2 separate regions of the Homo sapiens genome follow, and region 1 is linked to region 2. Evidence: chromatin contacts called from ENCODE Hi-C or POLR2A ChIA-PET data. All regions are on one chromosome and are shown on one strand. Each heading gives the region's core, a stretch centred on a gene start or an enhancer-like site at or near the end of the contact. The rest is flanking DNA. Distances are from core to core; before and after follow the strand shown. Region 1 has its middle 14 kb from the start of HLA-F. Region 2 holds the start of HCG4B (HLA complex group 4B).

Evidence for each region. Hi-C counts contacts between places; a loop is a spot of excess contacts on that map. ChIA-PET counts read pairs that join two places held with the same protein, here RNA polymerase II (POLR2A). Pooled maps may share reads with other maps.
Region 1: a pooled map shows a loop between it and region 2 (6-fold over the local background). The contact joins the enhancer-like site here to the promoter of HCG4B in region 2. A Hi-C loop is called at or near these places in 1 of 168 maps with a recorded cell type or tissue (CD8-positive, alpha-beta T cell) and 4 of 50 pooled maps. POLR2A ChIA-PET finds 5 or more read pairs at or near these places in 1 of 52 experiments (H1).

Annotation. Positions count from the first base shown.
Region 1 is chr6:29,705,774-29,712,842 of GRCh38, reverse strand. It overlaps the pseudogene ZDHHC20P1. Among named protein-coding and RNA genes, the nearest start is that of HLA-F, 14 kb to the left of the region's middle. Within about 2 kb of position 3,967, at least 3 of the 41 ENCODE cell types and tissues checked have a DNase peak (open chromatin) inside an H3K27ac peak, as active enhancers do; they include CD8-positive, alpha-beta T cell, where a contact is called at or near this core.
Region 2 is chr6:29,924,037-29,931,002 of GRCh38, reverse strand. It overlaps HCG4B (HLA complex group 4B), which reads left to right and starts at 3,788. Exons shown (of 1, transcript NR_001317.3): 1 at 3,788-6,411. LOC124901298 (a long non-coding RNA gene) reads left to right here. Exons shown (of 3, transcript XR_007059541.1): 2 at 2,266-2,564; 3 at 2,747-2,805. It also overlaps the pseudogene HLA-K.

The DNA of each region.
Region 1 (7,069 bases), core at 2,718-5,217, 220 kb after region 2:
TCCTGAATCTCTGTGTGGTTTATCTTCCATCTGCTGGAGAGCACGTGTTTTGCCAAGGCCTTCAGCATACTTCCCATCTCCTACTCATCCATCCTAGTCAACATGATGTTGTTGATGAAATAAGCTGATTTACCATTCTATAGGATGCCAGGTTCTTCAGATCTCTTAAGACTATACTATAGAGGGCAGGTCAGTTACAATAACCCTGAGGCCAATTATCAATAAATGTGTTGTGGATCCCACATGAATCACTTCATGTATAGTTTTTCTCATTGGAATGGAAAGGAATGCACTCACCAAATCCACAGCTGCACACTTTGTGCCTGAGGCCTTATCAATCTGCTCTACCAGTGATATCCAGCCAGCATGGCAGCTGCAATTATGACTCCTACTTTTTCAAGTCTGAAGTAATCTCATTCATTCTTTAGGCCCCATCAGGCTTCCTTGGGGACAGATTGCTGGATTACGTGAAGATAACAGGCAACTCCAACAGCACCCCTCATCCTTCAGCTCTCTAATGGTGGTGCTACACCTAAAATACCTACAGTACCTTTCATAAGACTCACCCTGGGACTCAATATCATTTTTTATTTGGCCAGGATGAAGTCAGTTGCAGAGGTTTCCCTTTGGCTTTCAGACAATGACAGCCCTTATTCCAGAGACTTGGGACCCAATGTGGGGGTTACTCCAGCTGCCAGGGCATCAATGCCAATTACACACTTGGAGAATGGGGAGATAAACAGGGCTGGGTCTGTGGACCCAGTAGTCCCTTTGTGATGTGTCCAGATTTATTCCCAGCTTCTGTAAGCCCCACTGTGGTAGGGACATAATGGTGCTGTAGGCCTGTAGGCATCAATATCAGCTCACACCCAATGTCAACACTCCCCCAAATTCTGCCTGTTTCCCTTTCCTAGTGTACAGTCCCCTGAGTAAATGACTGTAGGCTCCTTTGCAGAAAGACAGAGGGAATTGTTCCAGCATATACTTGCCATGAGGTTTCAGGGTCCTTCCTCCTGGAATAGGGACTCCTTCTCTGTAACTGGGATCTGAATCTGAAACTTGGTTGACGTTTAGGAATTGAGAATGGGATCATGACTTTGTATTGAGTTAAACACCCTCAGCCCCCTGCTCATCAATTCTTGCTTTCTCATCACAGATGTCAAGCAGTGCCCTTGTTGGCTGCTGCCTGTTCTGACACCACCGTCTATTAACCTTCCCCACAACTCCCTGCAGATCAAGCTGCCTCAGCTGCTCCTCTGAGATTGTCAAGTTAACCGTGCCCTCTGGCTTTTGCAGGCCACTGTCACCATTTAGTTCTCTGCCTTTTCAAGGCCACACTTTCCTCAGGAATATCAATGAGCCCAACTATAGGACCTCCTTCCTGCCATCACACCCAGCCTGCAGAGGACACCACCCCGACGCTTCTTAGCCATGCAAGTCCCTCTCACCGGCACATTCCTGAGGCTCTGGTGGAAGTTGTGCCCTATGGGTCCTCTGTGGAGCATGGCCCTAGTGGGCATTCTGGTTCACATGATGTCTCCATCCCACACACCCACTTCCCTCAGCCTCATTGTCCATCCTCTACATGTTCCAGGACAACTAAGTCATGTCTAACTTACTGAGAGTTGGACATCATTTTTTCCAGTCTACATGGGTCCACCCCAGCAGTGGGTTTGCCCCATGCCCTGAGGTCCTTGATAAACCCATACCCTGAGAAAGTGCTCCCAAGCCAAAGGTGTTTTTTTTTAATTTATCCAGCTTGATTCTGGCCCTTTGATCAAACACCCTTAAATTCCAATCCCAGAACTGCTCCTCAGGCTCCTACGGGGACATAACGGCTGTTACTGCAAAGCTCCTGAGTGGAATTCCCACTGCATCATAGGGGTGAGGTTTCTGCAGCATCTTCCAGTGTAGGAAGTGGGAACCATTACTAGAGAAGGGCGAGCCTCCTCTGCATGCCCAGAGAGTTCTAAAGGGCACCCATAGGATAACCCTGTTCCAGTTTGCAGAATCTTAGGTTTCCGCACCAAGGCCTTGACTTTCCCACAGCAGGTCTGCCTCTGATGAGTGTCCAAACATCTCTGTAGTACTGTGACTTTTAAAATGATGTCATCAGCTATCATTCCACTCTGCAAGGGGAGAGGGGCAGATGCCCCTCCTCGGTCTGTCTCCACCAGGCCCTGTGAGGGTGGGTGGAGGCTCTCTCCAAGCCCTCGTTTGGCCCCACCCCAGCATGTCTCCAGGTTCCTCTCAGCCCTGGTTCCTTTTGGCCCTGCAGTCACAATGGGCAACACTGTGACGCACCCTGTCCTGTGTCACAGTGTCATACACTCAGGCTCACATTGCCCCTAGGCCACTTGCCAGCCAAGGGACATGGCCACATTTTGTGTCTTCTGCACCTCAGCCTTGCTTTCAAGTGCAGGTGATGATGGCACCCACGCAGAACAAATGTTATTTGCTATCTTCGTCGAGTTTAGTCATCCAATTTTCCAACCCTCACTGGGCAAGGAAGAGTGTGGTTTCCACCAGAAGGCAGGATGTCAGCAGTCACAGGGGCAACCAACAGGGAAAGCCACTGGAAAATAGACCCCACAGGAAGCACAGGTGTCCAGTGGAGATGGGAACCCTGCAGATTTGACCGTCTTTAAGCAGATTAGAGAGATTACCATTACTAACAACTTAGCCATAAAAGTTTATTAGCTATTTTCAAAAAGCATAAAATTATGTAATATAATTTTTTTTTAATTTCCATCAATACAAAACTAATCTGGGCACTGCAACTTCTGGTGGGCAACTGGGATAGGCGGCATCATCAGGAAGGCGAGCCCTGCCGTGCCCCATGTGCCAGTGCCCCAGATGGCGGCAGCCTCCCCAGAAGCACCTTGTATCTCCCCTGCACAGGGCCAGGGTCCCAGCTTCCCATACACCTTCTCCTGCTTTTTCTTTTCTGTCCTTTCCTTTTTCAATAAACCACCTGCAAAAAGGAAAAACCATTCTGAGGACAAGAAACATGTCAATGGGAAATACACAGTTGCCAGAGGGTAAAAGGCCCTGTTCATTCTCATTGAAAAGCTCAGGTATTTCTGTTAAAGTCTCTCCTTTTACTTTAGGATGCTGACTCCTGCGTCCATCTCAACCTGGGCATCGTGCCACCACCTTCAAGAAGAGAAAAACTAAGTAGTGCTTTGCAAAGGGGCAGCAGCATTTCTCATTTCTGACCATGTCAGGCACACGGCCATGCAGATGAGCAGGTGGGGGACACAGGTGAGTCTCCAGACCTGCTCTCCTCCCACAGTACATTCTTGAGTCTTTTTAAACAGTTGTGAAAATGCCACAGATGCAAGCACCTGTGGGCCACTCCCATGGGGACCGTTGCACAAGGCAGTGCCACTCATTCTCAGAACCTCCTACCATGGGCTATGCTTAGTGACCCGAGGCCAAGCCAAGGAAGACGCCAGCCACAGGGTGCCATCCTCAGGGGCATGCTGCCAGCAGGGGCAAAGTTATCCCTAGCAACAAGATACAGAAAGAAAGAAAAAAGGAAGGAAATGTAGCCAATGGGCCGGTTCAGGTTCTTGACTTTGCCACACAAAAGAATTTGAGAGCAAGTCCAAAGTAAAAGTCAGCAAGAGAATTTATTGCAAAGTGAAAGTACACTCTGACAGCTGATCAGAGCAGCTGCTCAAAAGAGAGACAGTACCCTCCCCTCACGGGAGTCTTACATGATTATTCATGAATAGGTGGGAAGGGGTATTGTTTTAAGCATGTTCTGTGGTCTCTTGAACGTGCATGCACTGTGGTTGTACATATCAGCACACACATCTTACGTCTCATTAGCATCTTAACTTCCCTCTCAGAGTTGTGTTTGCTACTATTGTAATGAGCATAGGTCAGCCCAAGGACGCTATTCATGGGTTTCTGGGCTTCCTCAGATGTGGGGATGCCTCCCTTGGCTCTTCTACCTCTTTGCTGCAGGATGTTCTAACCACAAGCCCAGGATATGGTTTGCGCACTGTCGAACAGCTTGTTCTCTCCATCAACCTGACAAGTCTCTTGTTTCCTTTCAAGTGAGGCTGTGAACACCCTATCTCACTGACCTCAGAAGGACAGTACAGCAGTAGCCACCATGACCAAAAAGATGATTCCAGAAGTGCAGGACAACTCCCTACCCAGAGGCTGTGGCTGTGCAGTAACACACCAAGAGGGGAGTCCAGCTGGCTCTCAGGGTGCTCACTACCCTCATCTGGGGGCCTGGAGGACGTCAATTCCTGAGAACGCCACGTTCTAGTGAGTAGAATGAACTAAGAGATACACAGCAAAGCTCCACATACTTTTCCTTTTCTTTGTGCCCGCAGTGTTCTTCATCAGTGTGCTCTCGCTTTTCAGCTACTACTGTTGGCTGGCTGGAAAAAATAGAACAATAGTAAAAATTAGAGACCAGTCTTTGGTGATGAAGAGAAATATTGGCTACTTCCAGTATTTTCTAGCTTTGGTTATGGTTGCAGTTTTCCAGCTCACCTTGTGGGGATGAATTCAGAAAAAAGTTACAAATTGAAATGAACATGCCAGAAGTATTGGCTCAAATCAACGTTGTCCTATTAAGCCACTTAGTGAATCAAAAGACCGCTTGTTGGACTGTTAATCTCGGTGGCCAGAGAAAGGAGCTGAAGAAGGTGTTGCCAGATCAGGAACAAATAATTACAGCGGCAATAGAAAATGGAAGACCACTTGTTCATAACCATTTGAATAAGGGCAAGGTGTATGGAAACACATTATGAACTGATATTTTCAGTTTTGTTTGCAAGAAAATGATTAATAAGGTGAAATAATTGAAGTATCACGGAAGATACATTAAAAAAAAAAAAAAGCCTTTGTACAGTTTGCTGGAGCCACAGATGTCCTACTCCAGAGCAGAACAATGCCTGAATCTTCAGGGTCCATTTGTGCCGCATTCACTAGCAACCACAAATGTGACTTAATTTTACTTTGGAAATAATGCTTACCTATTGTGAGATGCTGTAATATGAACCATCATTACATGTTAACATGGCACATGGAATTTTGAGTGTCTAAGTTACATTTTTAGAGTTGTTTCTTAGTAGCCATGTGAGTTTCCACTCCAAAAACACAAGCTAAAAACTTGTTTTGAGTGAAGGACATCTAGGGCAAATGGTGGCTGAAAGTGAATGAGATCCCAATTACTCTTTCTTGTACTGTATAAGGAAAAGAAAATAAGTGCTTTTCTTGTTGGGTGTTTGCTAATTTATAATTACCGTTTTATGCTTTTCAACATTTTTAATAAAGTTTTTTATTGTTGGCTATAAACGTTTTAAAAGGATTCTCTTCCTCTAGAATCACTCTAAGTACCAAAATCTGTATTATTCTGGATTCAACAGAGAAACAGAACCAATAAGGGGTGTGTGTGTGTGTGTGTGTGTGTGTGTGTGTGTGTATGTGTGTGTTTTATTCGTGTTATGAAACTGACTCATGCAATTATTACGGTGGCAAGTGTGAAATCTGTAGGATACGCCAGCAGGCTGAAAATGCAGACAGAAGTTGATATGGTAGTCTTAAGACAGAATTTCTTCTTTTCTGGGAAACTGTAGTTTCTGCTCTTAAAGCCTTCTACTGATTGGATGAGGTCCATCTACATTATTGAGGGTAATTTCCTTTTCATAAAGTCAACTGATTGTAAATGTTAACCACATGTACTAAATATCTTCACAGCAACATCTAGATTAGGTTTTGATTAAATGACTGGGTACTATGTCCTAGCCAAGTTTATTGGCATTGACTCTGGGTCAAGGCACCGTGTCTCCCTCCCATCGAGTTTTCCATCATCTACACGAGACCTAGATGACTACTTTGATATCTACTGCAGGCCACAGCCTTGTCAAAGCCAGCCCCAGCTGAAATGCACTCACCTGCATTCCCACACAATTTTACATACAATTCGGGGGAGGTTATGGGATCTATGAAGACCAAGGGTCTGTGGTCCTGTGACACTTTCTCTCAGAGGGTGAAGAAGGAGTTCCTTGGGGCAGCAACTCCCCAGGGGTCTCCTGCCTGCCTCTCCTCCCCTCTCAGCCCCAATCCTCTTTCCTGCTGTTGATCATCATGCAGTTTTTAAATCCCTACTCCCTGCCCCACCAAGGTTGGGCTCTAGGACCTGCCTATTGGGAACCTGCGGTTGGGAGAAAGTATGAAGTGACCCACCTGAATTTAGAGGAGGGAAGTGAGGAATTTGGAGACATCTAAAAACATTTTGTCCCTGTGGTTTGACTTCAAATTATTATCTATTTTTATTGGAGATTTGTTTGAAATTATAACCGGTATCTCATGATTATTCAGCATATGCCATGCCCCCTGGTAACCCTGGTTCTTATTTTTTTAAACTTGTACAAATATTTTAAGCAAACACAGAAGTAGACAGAAGAGTAAAGTGACCTTCACTGTACCCTTCACTCAGTAACACCCACTCTTGATTTATCTACATCCTCAACCATAGCCCAACACCAGGTTATTTTCAACTAAATCCTAGACAATATATTATTTCACATGTTAGCAATTTTCTTTTGAAGGTGCCAATGTTCAGCTTCTTTAAAAAGAGAAACAGAGACGGGCAGGAGAAGGATTGAACTGACAAAATATATTTTCAAATGCAATTAAGGCAGAGGACAATGCAGGAACCCTTGAGTCCCGTTTTAACTGAATGCTCAGCACCTCTTAGATTCTCAATAAAAGAAAGCAGCAGCCCAGAGCCAAGGAGCCCAGGGAGGCACATCATGGTTTGATTTTGTGACTGTTTTCAGGGCAGTATCTGTCATCTCTGAATGGTTACACTGGACATTTCTATTCCCACCCTTGCAATGGGACTCCCCAGCTCAGAGAAAGGGAAATTATCACCCATTCTCATTTATACCTTTAATGCCTTCATCCATTCCCTTGGTCCTGACTTTCCGGTTGGAGGAGGGGGAGGAAAAGCAGAGGCACGAAATTGAAATGTCTTCTCTGCCATCTGCTGGGGATATGCTTGAATAACAGGAAAGGCCTACATAAAAGATATGCA
Region 2 (6,966 bases), core at 2,539-5,038:
ACAAGGACCCTGGTATGCAGGGACTGCCGTAGGTGACATCCAAGTCCCTGTGATCACAGGTCATGGTGGGACAAGGTTCTACTGAAGGGCCAAGTGTGGGTGGAGGATTACTCAGGTGCCGAGGCAAGAGACTGAAAGCACAAACTGTTTTAGTATAATAAAGAAAATAGTTAGAATAAGAATAGTCATAATACAAATTAGATATAGAGATGATCATGAACAATTATCAATCATTATTATAAACATTATTAATCATTAGCTTTTAATATTACTCTTTGTTGCATTACTAAGATAACCTAGGAATAACCGGCGGGTATAGGGTCAGGTGCTGAAGGGACATTGTGAGAAGTGACCTAGAAGGCAAGATATGAGCCTTCTGTCACGCCCGCATAAGGGCCACTTGAGGGCTCCTTGGTCAAGTGGTAACACCAGTGTCTAGGAAGGCACCTGTTACTTAGCAGACCATGAAAGGGAGTCTCCCTTCCTTGGAGGAGTCGGGGAACACTCTGCTCCACCAGCTTCTTGTAGAAGGCTGGATATTATCCAGAGCTACCTGCAGTCATCCAGAGGCCTAAACCCCTCCCTGTGGTGCTGTGCTTCAGTGGTCATGCTCCTTGTCCACTTTCATGCTCCTCCTGTACTCCTGGTTCCTCTTTGAATTTTGTAGTAGATAACGGTAGAAGAAATAGTGAAAGTCTTAAAGTCTTTGATCTTAAGTGCAGAAAAGAAAATGGTGACATATGCTACCTAAAAGGGAAGGGCCCCCTATCCTGTAATCACGTGACTTGCTTCACCTTGTCAATCATTTAGAAGATTCACCTTCCTTACCCTGCCCTTTGTCTTGTATGCAATAAATATCAGCGAGCCCAGCTGTTCGGGGCCACTACCGGTCTCCGCATCTTGATGGCAGTGGTCCCCCGGGCCCAGCTGTTTTCTCTTTATCTCTTTGTCTTGTGCTTTTATTTATTACAATCTCTCATCTCCGCACACGGGGAGAAAACCCGCTAAGCCCCGTAGGGACGGATCATACAGCCAAGGACAACAGAGCAGCAAAGATGACCCAGCTGAGCAGTGACCACATAAAGCGCACGGTGGCCTGAGCACCCACTGGGCACAGCCCCATCTACTCTCCTCTCATGCAACAAATCAGCATAAGAAACATGTGGACTCTGGAAGGTTCTCATGTCTTCCATTTATTTTGTCTCTCAAATTTTAGGAATCTTCTCCTTTAATTAACCCATCAACCTCTCATGGCAAGAATTTGAAAAAGTAAATTTATACTCAGATTCTAATTTTAATAGGGAAGTAAGAAGTTACAGCTCAGTGCACATAAAGTTGAGACAGAGATGGAGACATCTCAGCCTCACCTCTATGGAGCAGGAATGATTAATTATTGGAGACGGAACACAGGTCAGCATGAGGGAAGAGGGTCATGGTGGACATGGGGGTGGGTTGGTCTCCCCACCTCCTCATATTATGCCTACAGGAACACAGGCACATTCAGGTGCCTTTGCAGAAAGAGAGTCAGGGTTTTTGAAGTCACAAAGGGAAGGCGTGAACAAATCTTGCCTCTCAGTCCCACACAAGGCAGCTGTCTCACACTATAAAATAAAATATTCATGAACAAATTCATATCCGTCACAGTGAGGGGTGACACTTTAAACAGCCCATCACATGCTCAATACATCCAATTCAAAGAAACCCCATAGCACAGCTGCGTCCACTATTGCCCCCAACACCCCCCCACATCAGGTCCCCCAGTGTCTCACCTTTACAAGCCGTGAGAGACACATCAGAACCCTGCGCATGGTCGCTGCCTGGGGTAGAACAAAAACAGGACTTGGTCAGAGCCCAGAGGAGATGCGGCTAGAGGAGGAATCTGGGGTTGGGTGAGCTCCCCCATGGGCTCCCGACCACAATATCCCAAGGATCAGGGATCAGCCCACTTCATACTTACTTGCAGCTTCAGAGTAGCTCACTCTATCTGTGGGAAGAAAATGTCCTATGAGAGGCCAGAAAGGAGTCAGGGCCATACGGCCCTAAACAAACCCCCTAGCCTTTGATCCCAGAGAAGTTTCCTGAAAGTGTAACTGCTGATCTAGGACAGGATCAGGAAACATGAGGAAAGCAGGTGTGGGTCCTGGACCAACTGCCCTCCTGAGGTCTGTCCTCAGCAGGGACCTTCCCCTGTGACTTGTGACTGCTGGGATCAGGTCCCCATCATCATAATCATCAAGGTGATAAATCTGTCCTTCATTGTCACAGGTGCTTTACAAAAGAGTAAGTGCTGGCACACAGGGCCCAGGCTGGGTAGGCCCATGAGTGTGGATGGTGCTTCCCAGTAACCAGGCAGGACACACTTCTAACTGGGGCTTGAAACCCTCAGTGGGACAAGAAATCTCAGACCCCACTCCTCATCCATTCCTTACCTGAGTTCTTCTTCCTGCACATCACAGCAGAAACCACAGCTCCAGTGACTACAGCTCCAAGGAGAACCAGGCCAGCAACGATACCCACGATGGGGATGGTGGGCTGAGAAGACTGCTCTGGGAAAAAAGGGGAAGGTGAGCGTCCCTGACCCTCAGCCCCCAGCACCGACCCTGCTGAAGTTCTCCAGAGAGGCTCCTGCTTTCCTAAGAGACATGACCCCCCCTCCACTCATCTCCTGCCTTACCCCATCTCAGGGTGAGGGGCTTGGGCAACCCCTCATGCTGCACATGGCACGGGTATCTCTGTTCCTCTCCAGAAGGCACCACCACAGCTGCCCACTTCTGGAAGGTTCCATCCCCTGCAGGCCTGGTCTCTAGAAGCTCCATGTCCCGAGTCTGGTCCTCTCCATCCTGCTGCCAGGCCAGTGTGATCTCCACAGGGTAGAAGCCCAGGGCCCAGCACCTCAGGGTGGCCTTATAGTCAGAGACGGAATGGTGGATCATATGTGTCTGGGGGAGAGGTCTAACAGGAAGTGTCAGAAAATTCAGGCACTTTGCATCTCTCATGAGACACTCCAGCAGCACGCATGTGGCCATCCTGAGAATGGACAGGACACCTGGGGTGGGGAAGGGAGCACAGAACCCAGACACCAACCTGGACACAGGTATCTGGGATAATCTCCGAATTCCGTGGAAAATTCCAGTCCCTGAGGAGGGAACAGTGACTTCTGGTCCTGACCTGAGTGGAGGCTGAGGGACTCAGAAGAGCTGGACTCAGACCCCCACACACATTGAGTGTAAAGCAGAGAACAAGGCCTGAGGGGAAAAGTAACGGGGCCCAAGGCTGCTGCTGGTGTCAAAGGGAACCCCTCATCAGTATTCCAGGGATTGTCTTCCCTTCATTTCCTCAGAGATTTCATCCCTTAATTGTATCAGAGAGCAGGGCAGACCCTCAGAGTCACTCTCTTGTACAGGATCTGGAAACCCAGGAGGATTCCTCTCCCTCAGGACCAGAGAGAGGACGACATTCTAGTGTTGGTCCCATTTTCCTTCTCTCTTTGTGGGAAGCCAGCCCAGGAGATCTACAGGCGATCAGGGAGGCGTCTTGTGTTCCCTGGTACCCGTGAGCTGCAGCGTCTCCTTCCCGTTCTCCAGGTGTCTGCGAGCCTCTCCACGCACGTGCCCTCCAGGTAGGCCCTGATCTGCTCTGCAAATTCTTCTGCCTCCCACTTGCGCTTGGTGATCTGAGCCGCCATGTCCGCCGCGGTCCAGGAGCGCAGGTCCTAGTTCCGGGCTATGTAATCCTTGCCATCGTTGGCGTGCTGTTCATACCCGCGGAGGAGGCGCCCTTCCAGCCCCAAGTCGCAGCCATACATTATCTGGAGGGTGTTAGACCCTGGCCCCGCCCCCGCGGTCAGCCCCGCCCACCGAGCCCCGCCCCCGCCCCGACCAACCCGCGGGGATTTTGGCCTAAACGGAAAATGAAACCTGGTAAAGGCGCCTGGGCCTCTCCCGGGTCGAGGATCTGGCGGGTCCCGCAGCCTCGGGGTGGATCTTGGAGCCGGAGACTCGCGGGGGGGACCCGGGACGTCCGTGGGGGATGAGGAGGGGTCGTGACCTTCGCCCCAGGCCGGGGTCATTCACCGGCCTAGCTCTGGTGGTAGTAGCGGCGCGGCATGGGCAGGTTCACTCTTGTCAGTCTGTGCGCGGGCCTGATGTTCCGTGTGCTCCGGTCCCAATACTCCGGTCCCTCCTGCTCCAACCACGGCGACTGCGGCTACATCCTCGGAGTCGCCGCGTCGCTGTCGAACCGCACGAACTGCGTGTCGTCCACGTAGCCCACTGCGATGTACCGGGGCTCCCCGCGACCCGGCCGGGACACGGCGGTGCTGAAATACCTTATGGAGTGGGTACCTGGGGGCGAGGAGGGGCTGAGACCCGTCCGACCCTCCTCCTTGCGCTGCTCCCCGGGTCCTGCGCCCCAGTGCGCGGGCCCCTACCTCCTCCCCGCAGAGGCCATTTCCCTCCGGATCCCGCACTCACCCGCCCAGGTCTCGGTCAGGGCCAGGGCCCCCAAGAGCAGCAGGAGGAGGGTTCGGGACGCCATGACCCCATCCTCGGCGTCTGGGGAGAATCTGAGTCCCAATGGGTTCGCGGGGACTTCTGGAACAGGGACCCCAGCGACGCCGATTGGCTTCGCTAGAAACCCGACACCAAATGGGGGTGAGAACTGAGTCCACATCCTGAGTGTCCAGGAAGAAGGACCCTACATAAGTTGGGAGAGGGAGAAGAGAAACTGCGGAGATGGGGAATCCCCAACCCTGGGCCTCCCCAATCAATACATCGCCTTCGGGGCCTGAAACCCTGAGAGCCACGCCTGGGGCCATAGGACTTCGCCCTGACCCCGCTCCTCCTGTGCCAAGCGCTCTGTCTCAATGTCTCCCTGAGTCTTGGCCCAAGAGCTGTCTGAGAAACCAGGGAGAAACCCTCGTCATGGGCCCCGTCCCTCTTCATTTTTCATCCCGGAATCCCCGTCCCAGAACTGGACTCCCTGCCTCCCACTCCTTACCTATTTCCCTGAACTCTTCTAGAAAAAAACTCACCCCAGGGAGCTTGGTGACAGAGAGGGAGCTCGCCGCCAGAGAGGGAGCTCGCCGCCAGAGAGGGAGCTCGATGCCAGAGAGGGAGCTCGCCCTGGGAATGGAGGCGTAGAGACAGGTTTTTGTTTTTTTTTTCTTTAAATCCGGAAAAGTTGTGCCTGAGTACATGAGACAGCATAGAGACAAGTTTTCTCTTTGTTTATTAACTACAGTGGGTAGCAGAATCTTGGCAACCCCTAAATGATCAGGTATCTAATCGGTAAAAAAATGTAACTTTGGCCCCTTGATACATAAATGTGTCTGAAAGCATTACAACAGGACTCACAAAGCTACTAAGTTTGACTTTCGCAGACAATGTATCTGTGACTCCCGCTTGTTTTTTACATTTACCTTCATTCCACAGCCCTGAGTTACTGGGTGAGTCCAAGACATCTCCTCAATATAAAGTAGCACACTGCGTTACTATATGTTGCAACCGGGAGCCAGTACAGACTTTATTCACCTCACAGTTGCAAGTGTTCAATGCAGTCACAATGCCCCTCAGCAGTGCTCATGTGCTGCCTGTTTTTAGGAAGTATTCACGTCTAAGTGGTGTGTATATCTTATAGGAACACTTAGTATTTTTAAAACCTGATTAATTAAAAAAAATTAGTTTCTAGGCAGTCCCAAATATAGTATTAAAGGCCAACTGCAAAGAAGGAACACTAAGTGTTTTTTAAACCTTATTAACATAAAAAACATTAGTTTTTAGGCAGTCCTACATTAGGTATTAAAGGCCAACTGCAAAGAACACTGAGCGAGGCTCTGTAGATGGATGTAATAAAAATCTATAAAACAATGTGTTTAAACCTAAGAATTCTACTGCTTTCCAATTCCTTCCCTCTGCTCCTTTTCCTAACCTCCTGCTTCTCCAGCCCTTCCCTCTGTCCCTTTCATCCCTCAGGCCCTCCTCTCCCCTTAGTCCCCACCACCCTGTCACTTCTAAATTGTGGCTCTAGCATTGTCCCATTACCTGCTACGTGACTGTTCTCTCCACAGTGGTCCTGCTCCTGTGAGTCAGAGTGTGTCATTTCCTCACCTAAAACACTCCAGTGGCTCCACCTCGGTCTTGTGAAGCTTCTAGAATGTCAGGCACGTGAGCATATGAGGGCATACCTGGTTCATCTTAGGCACTAAATTTTTGTTGACTGAATGAATGAAATATGAATGTATTAAATTGCATCACAGAAAGTTATAAAATGTAAAACACTGAAAAATTAAGAAATATTTTATTTTATGTAACTAGTGTGCATATCAATTCATTCCGAGTCTGTTGAGCCTGTGTATGAATTTTATAAGATTGCATAACAAATTATCACAAACATTGACTTTAAACAACACCCAATTATTGTTGATTTATTTGTTTTTAGAGACAGAGTCTCCCTCTGTCATCCAGGGTGAAGTGCAGTCACATGATCATGGCTCACTGCAGCCTCAAACTCCTGGGCTCAAGGGATCTTCCTGCCTCAGTCTTCAGAATAGATAGGACTGCAGACAAGTGCCACCACGCCCAGCTAATTAAAAAGAAATTGTAGAGATGAGTGTCTCACTGTTTGATCTTGGCTGGTCTCAAATTCCTGGATGCAAGTGATCCTCCTGTGTCAGCTCCTCAGATGTTAGGATTGCAGGTGTGCATTACCACGCCTGGCCAAACAACACCCATTTATCTGTTTATAGTACCTTAGTCAGAAATCTGGGCATGATGTGGATGGAATCTCTGTTCCGGGCTTCCCAAAGCTGTGTTTTCATTTTGAATCCTCCTTCAGGCTTATACAGAGGTGGCAGAATGCAGTTTCTTGCAGTTCTAAGACTGAGGTCCCTGTTCCTTGCTGGCTGTCAATGTAGAGAACAGGGAGGGCTGCGCTCAATTCCTGATGCCCACCAGTGTTCTTCCCTGT